Linked DNA regions of Homo sapiens: region 2 is linked to region 1. A link is a contact called in ENCODE Hi-C or POLR2A ChIA-PET data. All regions are on one chromosome and are shown on one strand. The core of a region is the stretch at or near the end of the contact, and the rest is flanking DNA. Distances in the headings are between cores, read along the strand shown. Region 1 overlaps ZBTB20 (zinc finger and BTB domain containing 20). Region 2 overlaps ZBTB20 (zinc finger and BTB domain containing 20).

Region 1 (6,044 bases), core at 2,218-4,717:
GATACTTTCTCTGTAGCTGATAGCATATCAATTTCTAATAGTACTAGATTAATCATCACCACATACCTTTTTTTTTTTTGTCCCGCATTCAACTCCTGCCCTTCAAAAATCTTTTCAGATGGTGTATCTTAAAGTGTGTTTCATACTGGAACTTCAAGATGCATCTCAAAAAAAGTTCCTCAGTCAAGTAAGTTTAGGAAACACTGAAAACTATATATTCTATTTTCAAACTCGCAAGTGTACACAGGATATTAAGGTGCTGGAAGCCTAATCTTTGTCCAGGCTTACCGGATTACAGACTCCCCCATCCCCCTTTTTAATGGAACACTTATTTAACCTCAGAATATGCTTCGGGAAAAGATGCTTTAAGGGATTCCCCTGGTTCCAAACTCTTAAGCCTGGGCTCGGAAATTCACTGACTCCCTATCAAATGAGTCCTCTCAGATTTCCTTTCCATTAATACTCCACATGGTCTAAACTGGTTAACTTATAGGGTGTCAGAAAGACTAAGCACATTTCTATCTCTGAGCTACTGTATATACCAGTTTGGCTGCTTGGAATACCTTTATCACCTTTCAAAAAATTATATAGGACTTTTTTCTCCTTCAGGGTCCATATATAAAAATGTATCCTTTATGAAATTTTCCCTTGTGAAGACTGCTTTAGCCCATAATGTTTTCTGCCACTTTTTAAGTACTTCAATAAATGGTTATGGTTTACTGCCTGTTTGCTATATTATTAGCGAGGGTGTACATCCTCTTGGGTAGGAACCTTGTTTTATACACTACAGAGACCCCAGCTTTTTGAGCACAGTAGGATGTTATAACCATGTCATCGGTTAATATAAACAGAAATGGATGGCATTAAGACATGATGGTTTAAAACCCAATTTCTGTAGCTATTGGAATAGTTTAAGATGCTAACAGCCCAGGTGAAATGTTCCATCACAATATTGGGAAGAAACACTACCCGCCATCACTGCCATTGCCCTGAAAATGATACCATGTGTGTCTAAGGATGTGGATAAAGGCTAGATACAGAAGAGCAAAGGCAGCTCCGTTCTTAGGTGAAAGTAAGAATTTGCATTAGTTAACACCAAATGGCGATAAGATTAAAATAATCTAGGAACATCAAGTGATCCATGAAAGGAATCACTGGAATATACCAATGGTAAAATTACCATTCATAATCATTAAATCATGGTAACTTGATGAAAAGAAAAAGGATATTTTCCTACTTAAGGAAGTCAGGGTAAGTATTGTCTGAGGTTCCACTGTGTGCTATTGTGCCTGGTATACAGAATGTGTAGCAACTATTTACAGAATCTGCTACTGCCTTCTAGTCACATTCCAAATTCTATCTCTTTGAATCAGTCTGGAGACACAATACATTGGTGAATTCAAGGCAGCTTGGCAACGACTGGCACAACATAAAACCCCAAATAATGAATTCCATCTTTCCCATAAAGCTCTTTTATTGACACAACATACAACAGCGCAGGGCAGGTTGTCTCGGGCTAGTGTGTAATAACTAGATGTTAAGGGGCCCTGAGTTTTTCAGATTAGATGTTATCTGAAGTTGGGACTCAGCAGGTTCCCTAACAGTGAATTTTTAGTGGGCCTACGACTAGAAGTTTGGTCTCTTGATGCTTAGTCAGGGAGTTTTATTATGTGAGAGAGAAAAGTATAGCTTTCTTTCTTAAAACTGCAGCAATTTCATATTTTAGCAGAAGAGAAAGTGCATTTTATTAGAGTATAACCTGTGGAGTATTTTGCTACCTTCCTGGATATAAAGCGGTATACAAACAAAAAATTTAATAAAAAGCTATTTTATAAATAAGAATGTTTACTTGTGTTTACCTTAAAATAGGTATAGCTTGTATTATTTAACATGTGAAATAGAAGGATAATGGTAAAATTTCATAAATATAAAATTCTGTGTCCGTCTTCAGTTAAAATTCGTAACAGTGTATCAGAGTGTTGGTTATTAGTAGTAATCAATAATAAGTATTTTTTAAATTGGAATTTTTATTGCAGGAGATTATTGGGTGGGTGAAGCTAAATGGCCTAGATGTTTTCCTGTCATGTCAATACTTAAGAATTGTCTTTCTGGGCAATTTACACATGTGAGAGTGAAAATGAAGGGTGGCCTGCCTATTGGGTGTGTAACAGGCCACCGGGGCAAGACTGCTATTTTCTGAGAGCCATGGGCAGTTTCTGCAATAAAGTATCTGAGTTTCTTCTTTTTGTAGTAAAAATAAATAGTTTACTTTTATGTTCTGGGTGAAGCCTGAGATCTCTGGATCTCTTTGCTGGATTTCACTCTTGGTGGGGGCAGGGAGATACTATTGGCAATGCTTTATATATATTGACCTAGACATGTTAAAGATTATGTGGTACTTTCATGAACACTCTAAAAATGAGTTCTCCCTATCATGAGTTGCATAGATGAGGAGATTGAGGTGGATGGGGTGAAGAGGAAGGAAAGGGCAGTTTAAGCGGGCTAGCTAATGAGTAGTAGAACTTAATCTAAAACCAAGATTTTCAGCAGAAAATGCTTTTTTTCCCCAAAAAATGCCATGGTTGTCAACAAGCTTTGTAGCAAATCTGGGGCAGAGCACTAGATGGAGAATCAGAAGATCTGCCTTGTCTTCCTGGATCTGGTAAGAACCAGCCGTGTGACCATGGCCAAGTCACTAACTTTTGTGAGTCTTATTGTTCTCACTTATAAAGTCATGAGCAAGGAATCAATGAATGGCATAATACTTGTAAGCTGTAAAATCTCTCTCTTGTAAAATGGTATTGACAATAATGTATGCTTTGCCTATCTTATAAAGTTGTGAGGCTAAAATAAGCTGATCCATGTGGAAGTGCTTTGTATAGTGTGGAGTACTGAATCAATGTTGTCTGGAAGATTTAGGAAAGGGTCCCGAATGTGTGTGGGAACTGACAGCCAGTCCACTTCCATTCAGGTTTTAGGAGAAGCTATAATAAAGCACTGGCAGCAGCTCAAATCCCACTCCATCCTCTCCTCTCCCAGCACGCTGCAGAGAATCACTTGAGGAAAGTTACTTGAGTGGGTGAGCCAAATGCTCAAGTTCCAACCTTTCTGAGTAGAAGCCACAGTGAATCCTGAGCCACAACACAGGTGACAATCACTGTTCCTCCAGGTGTGTCTGAAACACTGGGGGACCCTAGGGAAGGAGGTCAGACGTCACTGCTCCTGAGGACCCGTTTTCTCCTGTACACAGCTCCAGCCCACATGATTTCACCTGGCAGCCCCAAGAGACAAAAAGGATCCAGAATTAGCAGGAGCCTCCTCTCCTGATAACCTAAGTGCTCTGATTGAAAGGCAGAGGGTATCAGGAGAATGGCTGTACCGAGTCGGCATTGATTTCTCCAGCCTTTGTCTGTGTCTGGTTTCTGTCTCGTTTGGAGGTGGTTACTGTTACTACAAGCAGCATGAATCATGTCTCTGTTAAAAAACAGAGCTTCAATTGTCTTACATAACCCCTGGTAACTGAACGTCTAATAATAGCAAGCCATTTCCAGGTAGGGAATCTGTCTACCTCCCAGACACACACACACACACACACACACACACACACACACTACTCCCAATGCTTCACAGCACAGTGAGACAGACAGGGAGGAGACAGAAGGAGAAAGGGGACAGCACAATTGAATTTTTTTGTGTTTTAAAATATATTGAATAATCATGCATCATGGGATCTGATAACCAATATACTTAGCTGAGCTAGTTTAATAAACTGTAGAAAACAAGAATTCTTCTTTAAAGTATTTGAAAGTATCCCAATCCATACCAGACAGACACCTTCTCTAACACTCTTATACTGCATAAAAACCCCAAACCCCCAAAACAGAGTGGGGTGAAAATTTCACTGGATTGTCTGCTAGCTTGTACCAACTAGCTTCAACTTTCAAAGGATTTTTTTTGTCCTCTTTTTTGTTTGACCAGAGAGTGATATTCCAAAGGTTCTTGGCCGAGATCATTTCATAAAATTCCAGAGAGTGAAAGGCAACTGAAAACATGGCTGCAGTGTTCCACCATGCAGACTATGTAATGTCAGGCACTTTTGCCCGAGCCACTTTCTTTGACGGAGATGACTTTCCATCTGAGGACTTACATTTTTCCCATGAGTACACTCTCTGGCTTGTAATACATGATGAGGTCTTTTTATACTTGATCCCCACTCAGCTACCCATTAAGGTGGCTACTGAAATAAAAAAAAATAATAGGAGAGGCTGAAAAATGATTTTTGAAAAATCACAAAGGTAGGATTTTCTTTAAACTACCAATTTGTTTGAGAACAAATACAAATGCTGGATAGGAAGTTTAAAAGTTTATGGGGAATAATAATATAAATGTATAACATATATACGTCCATTTCCTCACTGCTTCACCTTGCCCATGCTAGGAAAAATCACTTAAAGGCTGTATTTTTTGAGTGTGCATTCTCAGAGTGAAGTAGCTGTACATATCATGTAAATTGGACTGGGGAAGGACTTCGCAGAAAATTACAGATGGCAATCACATCCTGCCAGTCATTTGGTCTAGAACCAGAGAAGAAAAACTTTCTTTTCTCTTTTGATTGTTCAGTAACATGAAACAGTGGACTAGACTAGTTCAAACCAAAGAATGTTTTAGGGCACACCCACTTTGAGGACCAGCACCTGGCTATGCTACATGCTCTTCAATTGTTTAGGCATATAAAAAGGAGTGATGAGATGGTTATATGTCAAAATGGCTGTTCTCCCTCCAAACAGGATTTGATTGGCTTATTTGCTTTTGGAGTACTCTCCAAATCCATAAACAAAGGAGTATTGAATTGAAGAAGCAAACAGGAGAAAGAAAAAGGCTAAAAAGGAAAAGAGAGAAGAAGAGGAAGGAAAAATACTAATTTCTCAGTATTCCTATCTGCAAATCTGGCTGGATTTGATAACAAAACTCCTACTACTGTTCTCTAATGGTCTTTGCTGCATGCCATATGGACATGGCTTCTAAAGGGGATGAATTCTAGGTTTTCCTCACAAATATCCAAGCACAGAACAGCAGGGATCTTGACGACTAAATCATCCTAACTCACGACGAGGATCACAGAGGTGGAACATGGCTGTTGGGACTAGATTCTTCTGCTTATTTCATGTGCTTTGTGAATTAAATTGTTCGTAGAGTTGGAAAGCTGGTGGACTAAATGTTTTAATAAAAACAGCCATGAGACACAACAGTTTTCTTCACAAAGGCTTTCCCCCCTAGCTACTGTGAATATATTGCTGAATGGTTCTGACTTCTGGAAGGGCAGGAGGTTTGCCTCTTCTCTTTGCCTCAAAAACCAGGCTTATTCTATGCATCTGGGAGATGATTATACTTACCCGAAATTTCAGGATACTATGTCAGACAGTTCCTTCACAGTGGTGTGTCTGGCACCTAAGCAAGGACTTGGTGGGCCAGACACATTTAAAATGTAAAAGTGGATGATTATATTATTTTGCATTGTAACAATGAGAGTATTTCTGGATTGTAGCTGACGTGTAGATCATCATAACCATATGTGGCACAACAAACCACACAACATTGCATCAGAAGCTTGTAGTTAATATTTTTAAATGATTGATTATTTTGAAATAGAGAAATGGTGGATGCTTTTTTCGACCTCTTTAAATAACCACTTATTGAATGTCTATTGTCAGTGATGGACTCTTTCTTCACAGAAGGGAGCTGGGCTATGCCAGACTCTCACCATGTTCTTTCTCCTCTAACACTGAACAAAATATCAGTAAAACACCAAGTACAGCTGGTTTTGAACCTAGTAAGAAATCAGTCTGTAGTAATGGGCCATATTGGTAATAATTGGAACTGGTGATATCGATAGCAGTGGGAATAACTGACTTACAAAGGCACAGCAGTTCAGGAACGTCTCAGGGACTCAGAGTGGGTAAATGCGTAAATCTGCTCTCACCTATTTATATGCTCCAACAAATATCTGGAACTCTAGAAACTTCAAGAGTCTAATATGATCAGGC
Region 2 (6,122 bases), core at 3,349-5,848, 250 kb after region 1:
TAAACAGAAAACTAATCTAGACATTAAATTTTTTTCTTTCCCTAAGGATAATGTATAGTCCCTAAGGATAATGAATATTCAAGGACATACTGTAATAAATCATATACATTTATTATTAATATAATATAGTTTATTGCACACACACACTATGAGCTCCACGATGTTCGTTGAACTATTACAAAGTTTAAAGACATACGAAATTACAGTAAGAGCCATCCATATAAAAATAAAATGTTAGTGTTTGGAAGGACCAATTGTAGGAGACTATATTGGCGAGTTAATACAAAAGATCATCTTTTGTTTAAGAGTTCATATATTTTTGTGTAAATTATATCTATTTACAGAAATTTTCTTTACTACCAACTGTTCTCAAACCCATTCACTAATAAATAATTACTATATGTGATTACTTAATATTTACCTCAAACCTTTATGAATATCACTGAAAGCATTACTGGCAAATTAATTATATAGGCAAATGGTGAGGATCTCTCAACCTCACCTCTCACCTTCTTCCCAATCACTCGAAGACTGACTATATCAATTTGTCTTGTTATCCAGAAATTGGCTTTATTTGTTAATTCCAGAGATGCTTCAACTGTAGTTTCAGCCAGCTGTTTCCTTACATCTTTCTGGGTGGCATCAGTTTACAATGCATAGCATTGTTGAGGGTCAAAGTTATTTTATTTTGGTATTACTATTGGATTTTTCCCCCAGTGCCTCAAAGGGGAATGTTGAGTCATGGAGATGTAATGTGACTCCTTAAACTAAGTAGACTTCTAATACAAGTATACTTTTATTATGGAGAAACCAAATTAATTTTATCAATTAAATGAGAATTTATTTACCATTTGCCTTTACCAGATATTTCATTAGACACAATTCTCAGACTTTACACAATTACAAAGAATGTTGTATAAAAACTATCTATAAAGCAGGAGATATTTCATTCTTAGTTTTTTGCCAAACAAATTATGTTGCTTCGAGGAACAGAGGGAAAAGAAACATTGATGAAACACAGCCCTCAACTATGGCATAAAGTCCAAAGCACAGAGAAGGTCAGAAAAGAATAAAGCAGTTTTGCAGAATTATTATGATAGGGAGTACTGATAAAGAAGAGTCAACTTTTTGGCCTTAGTCATTTACTGAGTTCCTTTATTAAAAATAGAGCATAAACATTTTAGAAATAATTTTTTCTCAATCTTTTTTTATAAAACCTCTACAGAAAAAAGAAGCGTTATGTGAAAAGCAGCTAAATGGGAGGAAAGTAGGGGTCTGTGGGTGAAACAGGAGGTTACCATTGCAAACCCTGTCCTTGATGCCCTCACTCAGTAGGACTGGTGGATGGAAGAAGTTTGAAAAACTTTTATGTAGAGATGAAGAAAAGTAGAAGCCCTAGTTTACAGAGAACGAAAGATACATTTTTCTTCTGTGTAGGTAGAGTTTGTATTTGGAGAAGGAGGAGACTCCTTTCTTCTGATGAAAACTCCTTCTTCCAAGAGAAAACTCCATTAGGAAAAATGGAGCAGCAGTGAGTGAGAGAGACCAGGTTTAAGATTTGTTTTGGAGGTTAAATTTGTTGTGGAAGTTGACAGAATGTGGTGAAAGCAAGACACATCATAAAATAAGCCAAAAAAAATCTCTCTCTTCCAGCTCATTGTATATTGGAGAGTTAGTTGACTTTTCTACTGTAAATGTAAAGAAAACAAAAGTTTCATTCATCCTCCTGTAATGATGCCAATCTAATTTGCTATTAAATTTCTATTCAAAAGCCCTATTTTGTTTAGTTACAAGGGATTTGATCCCCTTAAACTTTCCCAGGCAATTTGTATGGAAAGGCGGTTGCTAAGGGTATTCCTAAGGGAACTGGCAAACGTTGGAAGATAAATAACCTCAGTACAATATGCAGATTAAGTAGAAGGGATGGTTTAAGAGTTACCTTTTGAAGGAAAAATAAAAGATTCAGAATTCAGGGCTAGAGTTGCTAGTTAATCACTGATTTGAAGGTACTTAATCAAGGCAGTTTTATTTTATTTTATTTTATTTATTTATTTTTTTTTAGACAGAGTCTTGCTCTGTTGCCCAGGCTGGAGTGCAGTGGCGCGATCTTGGCTAACTGCAAGCTCTGCCTCCCGGGTTCATGCCATTCTCCTGCCTCAGCCTCCCGAGTAGCTGGGACCACAGGCACCTGCCACCACGCCCAGCTAATTTTTTGTATTTTTAGTAGAGACTGGCTTTCATCGTGTTAACCAGGATGGTCTCGATCTCCTGACCTTGTAATCCACCCGCCTTGGCCTCCCAAAATGCTGGGATTACAGGCGTGAGCCACCAAGCCCGGCCAAGGCAGTTTTATACTTCTCAAGAAAGTAGAACTTTCACATTGTTCCTCTTGGGAATAAAGGTAAAATTATCATAGAGAGGAAATTAGAGAGAAATGTTCACCATTTCCTTCCTTATATTCTTCCTTTCTTTCCTCTCTCTATCTCTAGAGCTCTTCCTCAAAGATTCAAATAACCAAAAATATGAAGCCATGGGTGGCAGCTTGGAGTTCTCAAAAGTCCAAAGTGAGGTTAGCTTCTGACCAAAACTTTTGGCAATTTCCTTAGGTTGAGTGAAAGAAGCAATGTGAAAAAGCATGAGTTTAGAGTCAGTCAGCCATCAATTTAAAATCAAACTCCACTATTTATTATTGGTGTGATCTTGAATACATTAGCCAACCTCTTTATAGTCCAGTCATTTCTAAAGAGGTGATTATCTATGAAACCTGTATTACATATACAATGTGTAAGTACTCAGTAAATACTCAGTACTTCTCTAGTATCTCTCTAATTGGATTTGGCTAGTAATCATGACAATTGTGGGAGAGAAAAAAAAAGATATGTAATCCTGAGGGCACTCAGTCTCTGTAACAATCACTTGATAAATAATCAGGTGATACTTCGTTGACATCTCTTTAATCTTCCAATTGAGAAAACATTAGGAGTAGAAGAAAAATGATTAATCTCCAACTTCTGTCATTGGAAAATAACTAAAGATCAGAACTATAAGAAACATAAAACTTTTCTAGATTATTAAAGTTAACCTTTTAGACATTTTCCACAATCACATGGTATGCAAATTTTAACTAAATTATTTTACATTAAATGTATTTTGTGCTATGTTTTGACTAGTTGATTTTACTGTAGTATAGAATGTATTATGACATTCCATTATCCTCTTATTACTCATCAATAAAAAATTTATTGAGAAAACAATTAATTATAATTAATATTTATTATTCATTACTAGTAGGCATTGTAGTAATTACACTATTATTGGTATTTTAAATATCATTAATAGCTATAAACATGTTATACATAATAATAATAGAAACCATTTGTGGAGTGCTTACTGTGTAATACATTTTGCTAAGCATTTTATATACATTCTTAAAATTAATAATTTCAAAGATTTAATGAGCTAAGTGTCACCAGATAAACGAGAAGACATAATAATCTTTATTTATTAAAGGAAAACTTGCCATATCCACACAATCTTCCAAAGCACTGATAGAACAGAATGATGGCATGATGGCATCTTAAATTTAGAAAGTGTCATTCATAAAAGTGTACTGTTAACTACTAATTTGTGCTATCTGCAATAATAATATTATATTACACAAGATGGAAAGGCTACCCCCTAAAAGATAGCATTTGATAAATTGTACATAAAAATCTAGAAGAATAAGAGTATAACAGAGGAGTGAAATTTGATCTGAAATACAGAGAAAATTAAGAAAAACAAAACATGTTAGCCCTACTGGAATTTGTCTCAATGTATTTCAAGGTTCAAAGTATAGCAGAGGAAGATCATTGACACTGTCAGAGGATTATCATTAAATTTCAACCCAAAGGCAACTAACTCAAACTATGCAGATATGGAAAGTAGTGTTTCCTAAAATGAAACTAAGGCAAATATTATTTATTCTAGCTTCTACTCTTTTGACTAATCAGCTGACCCAGAAATTAAATATTTAAAGGCTTAAAAATAATATAGTTTTAAGAAGTTGACCTATACGTTACTAAATAAAATGATCCTCGTTGTATTTGAAGTAGCTCACCATTTAAAAATTTAATCTATGTCCACCCATTTTCTTTCTTCCCAAATAATACAATGATTTAATTACCCCACAGTTTAATTTGACAGAGGAGCCAAAAAGATACACTATTCCTTCATTGTTAACTTTAAGGAGAAAAATACACTATAAACTATATTAGAAATCTTATTTTTTGGGTGTCCACCACAATGTTTTCACTACAAAATCCCTTGCTGCCTGAATACAAAATGTTACCATTCAATCAGATGAGTCTCCATGAAGTTAGAAACATTCAAGTGAAACTCATAAAATAAAGAAGATATACTCTAAAAATTCCAGTTCTTGAGAAGCTGTTTACACACAAAAGGGCTATTAAAAGTGAAAGGGTAAGTAGAAAATCTTCTGGGCTCATTTAATAAAAGAATGTAGAGTTCCATGGGATTCTTTTCTAAAGAAACCACTAACAATGTTGCAGATCTACAAATCCTAAAAGAGTGCATAATGGACTCAAGTCTCTGCTTTGTGACTCATGGGTGTACTTCATCAGGATGTACTTCCTCTTTTAGGGGGTCATATAGGTGAATAAGCTGACAACACCTTCAGAGAGAGAAATTCCACATGTGTCATAGGAATAGAATTTATTTGATCTCAAGCTTTCTATATATAGAAAAAAAACAAATTCTAATCCAAACTTTAATGAATTCAGTATTGTTGTTGTTGGTTTGCCTCTAGAATGTCTCTTTTGACCAAGTCACATTCCTTTAAATTTACACTAGGTAAATTATATATTTTCCAAATCTTTTATAAAAGCATAAGCTAAATGAGATAACATTAAAAGGCTGATTGGAGATTTCCCTTTAAAAGCAGTCATAAGAACAACAGCAATAATAATATAACAACAATATACACTACATTTTGGGCACCATGCTTTGAATTTATATACACTAATATTATTAAGGCAATCTGTGCTTTTGAGAAGCTACTCCAGACTAGGCACTACACAAACTCTGCCACACACAAGAGAGAAACAATTTCAATTACAAAGAGAGCTAGAAAATAAAATGGATAAGAGTATCATGAAAGATTTTTTGTAAAACTGAATAGATCCTTTCATGTTTCTCAGTTTTAATCTCTCCAAATATCCCTATTGTCTGCTTTTTAAAAGAAAAAACACTGTAAAAATTCTGAAAAAATTATTCACAAAGAAAACTTCCACTCGTTTATATAAAGCATTATTATTAACTTCATAACATGCATAATATCATCTATTTCTGAAAGACCATTGAAAAGTAGCCATAAAAACTTAAAAAATTGAAAATAATCTTTAGAGATCAACAGGCCAGGAAGAGTTCTAAGAATATGCATTGGCCTTTACTAACCATTTTCAATGCCATGCACTTTTGTCTGTCAATACTTTCTCCTGTTATTTTTAATATCCCTAGATTAAGAAATATTAACATCTATTTACAAAAAAATATTCTAACAGTTTCCCCCACAAAAGCATATTCCCATGAAGATCAAGAAAACAAAAAACATAGCAGGGAGTCAGTATTCTGACAGCCTTTTAGTCTTCTTCATCTTCTTCCTACTATTATTATTAGACCTACTGCCTATTACCAGTAGGCTTTTTAAAGGTCTTGGACATAAATATCAGTTGTTAAGTTGCTATTTTCATGGTCATTTAAAATTATTTCAACCATAAATGCTTTTAATTTCCTGAATATCTTAAAGCTGTCTAAGTATAAATATTCTCCCATTATATTCCTCTGTGCTAACACAATAATCTAGTTGGAGTCAAGTTTCATGAAAATAAGAAAATTGGTACATTATAACATTTTAAACACTGAAAAATAAACGTGATAGCTGTAGGATGTAAAGTGTAGTCAGGCCTGTAGAACTTCGGATGCATCATTTTACAATATCATTTATCATTTTGATAAAACTGAGGTCAAGTTTCTAAAAATACAACTTGTTAAAAGCAGGAATAAATGAATGAGAGATGAGTCAGCTCGTTTGATGGAAAGGGTTTAAAAAATACTTCAAAAGC

Evidence for each region. Hi-C counts contacts between places; a loop is a spot of excess contacts on that map. ChIA-PET counts read pairs that join two places held with the same protein, here RNA polymerase II (POLR2A). Pooled maps may share reads with other maps.
Region 2: a loop to region 1 is called in a map of HCT116, with 1.9 times the contacts of the local background. The contact joins two enhancer-like sites. A Hi-C loop is called at or near these places in 1 of 168 maps with a recorded cell type or tissue (HCT116) and 5 of 50 pooled maps. POLR2A ChIA-PET finds 5 or more read pairs at or near these places in 2 of 52 experiments (BJ and PC-9).

The regions. Positions count from the first base shown.
Region 1 is chr3:114,397,509-114,403,552 of GRCh38, forward strand. The region is part of intron 7 of ZBTB20 (zinc finger and BTB domain containing 20); the gene reads right to left. Among named protein-coding and RNA genes, the nearest start is that of ZBTB20-AS1, 49 kb to the left of the region's middle. Within about 2 kb of position 3,468, at least 6 of the 41 ENCODE cell types and tissues checked have a DNase peak (open chromatin) inside an H3K27ac peak, as active enhancers do.
Region 2 is chr3:114,644,918-114,651,039 of GRCh38, forward strand. All of the region lies in intron 6 of ZBTB20 (zinc finger and BTB domain containing 20), which reads right to left. Among named protein-coding and RNA genes, the nearest start is that of MIR4796, 96 kb to the right of the region's middle. Within about 2 kb of position 4,599, at least 3 of the 41 ENCODE cell types and tissues checked have a DNase peak (open chromatin) inside an H3K27ac peak, as active enhancers do.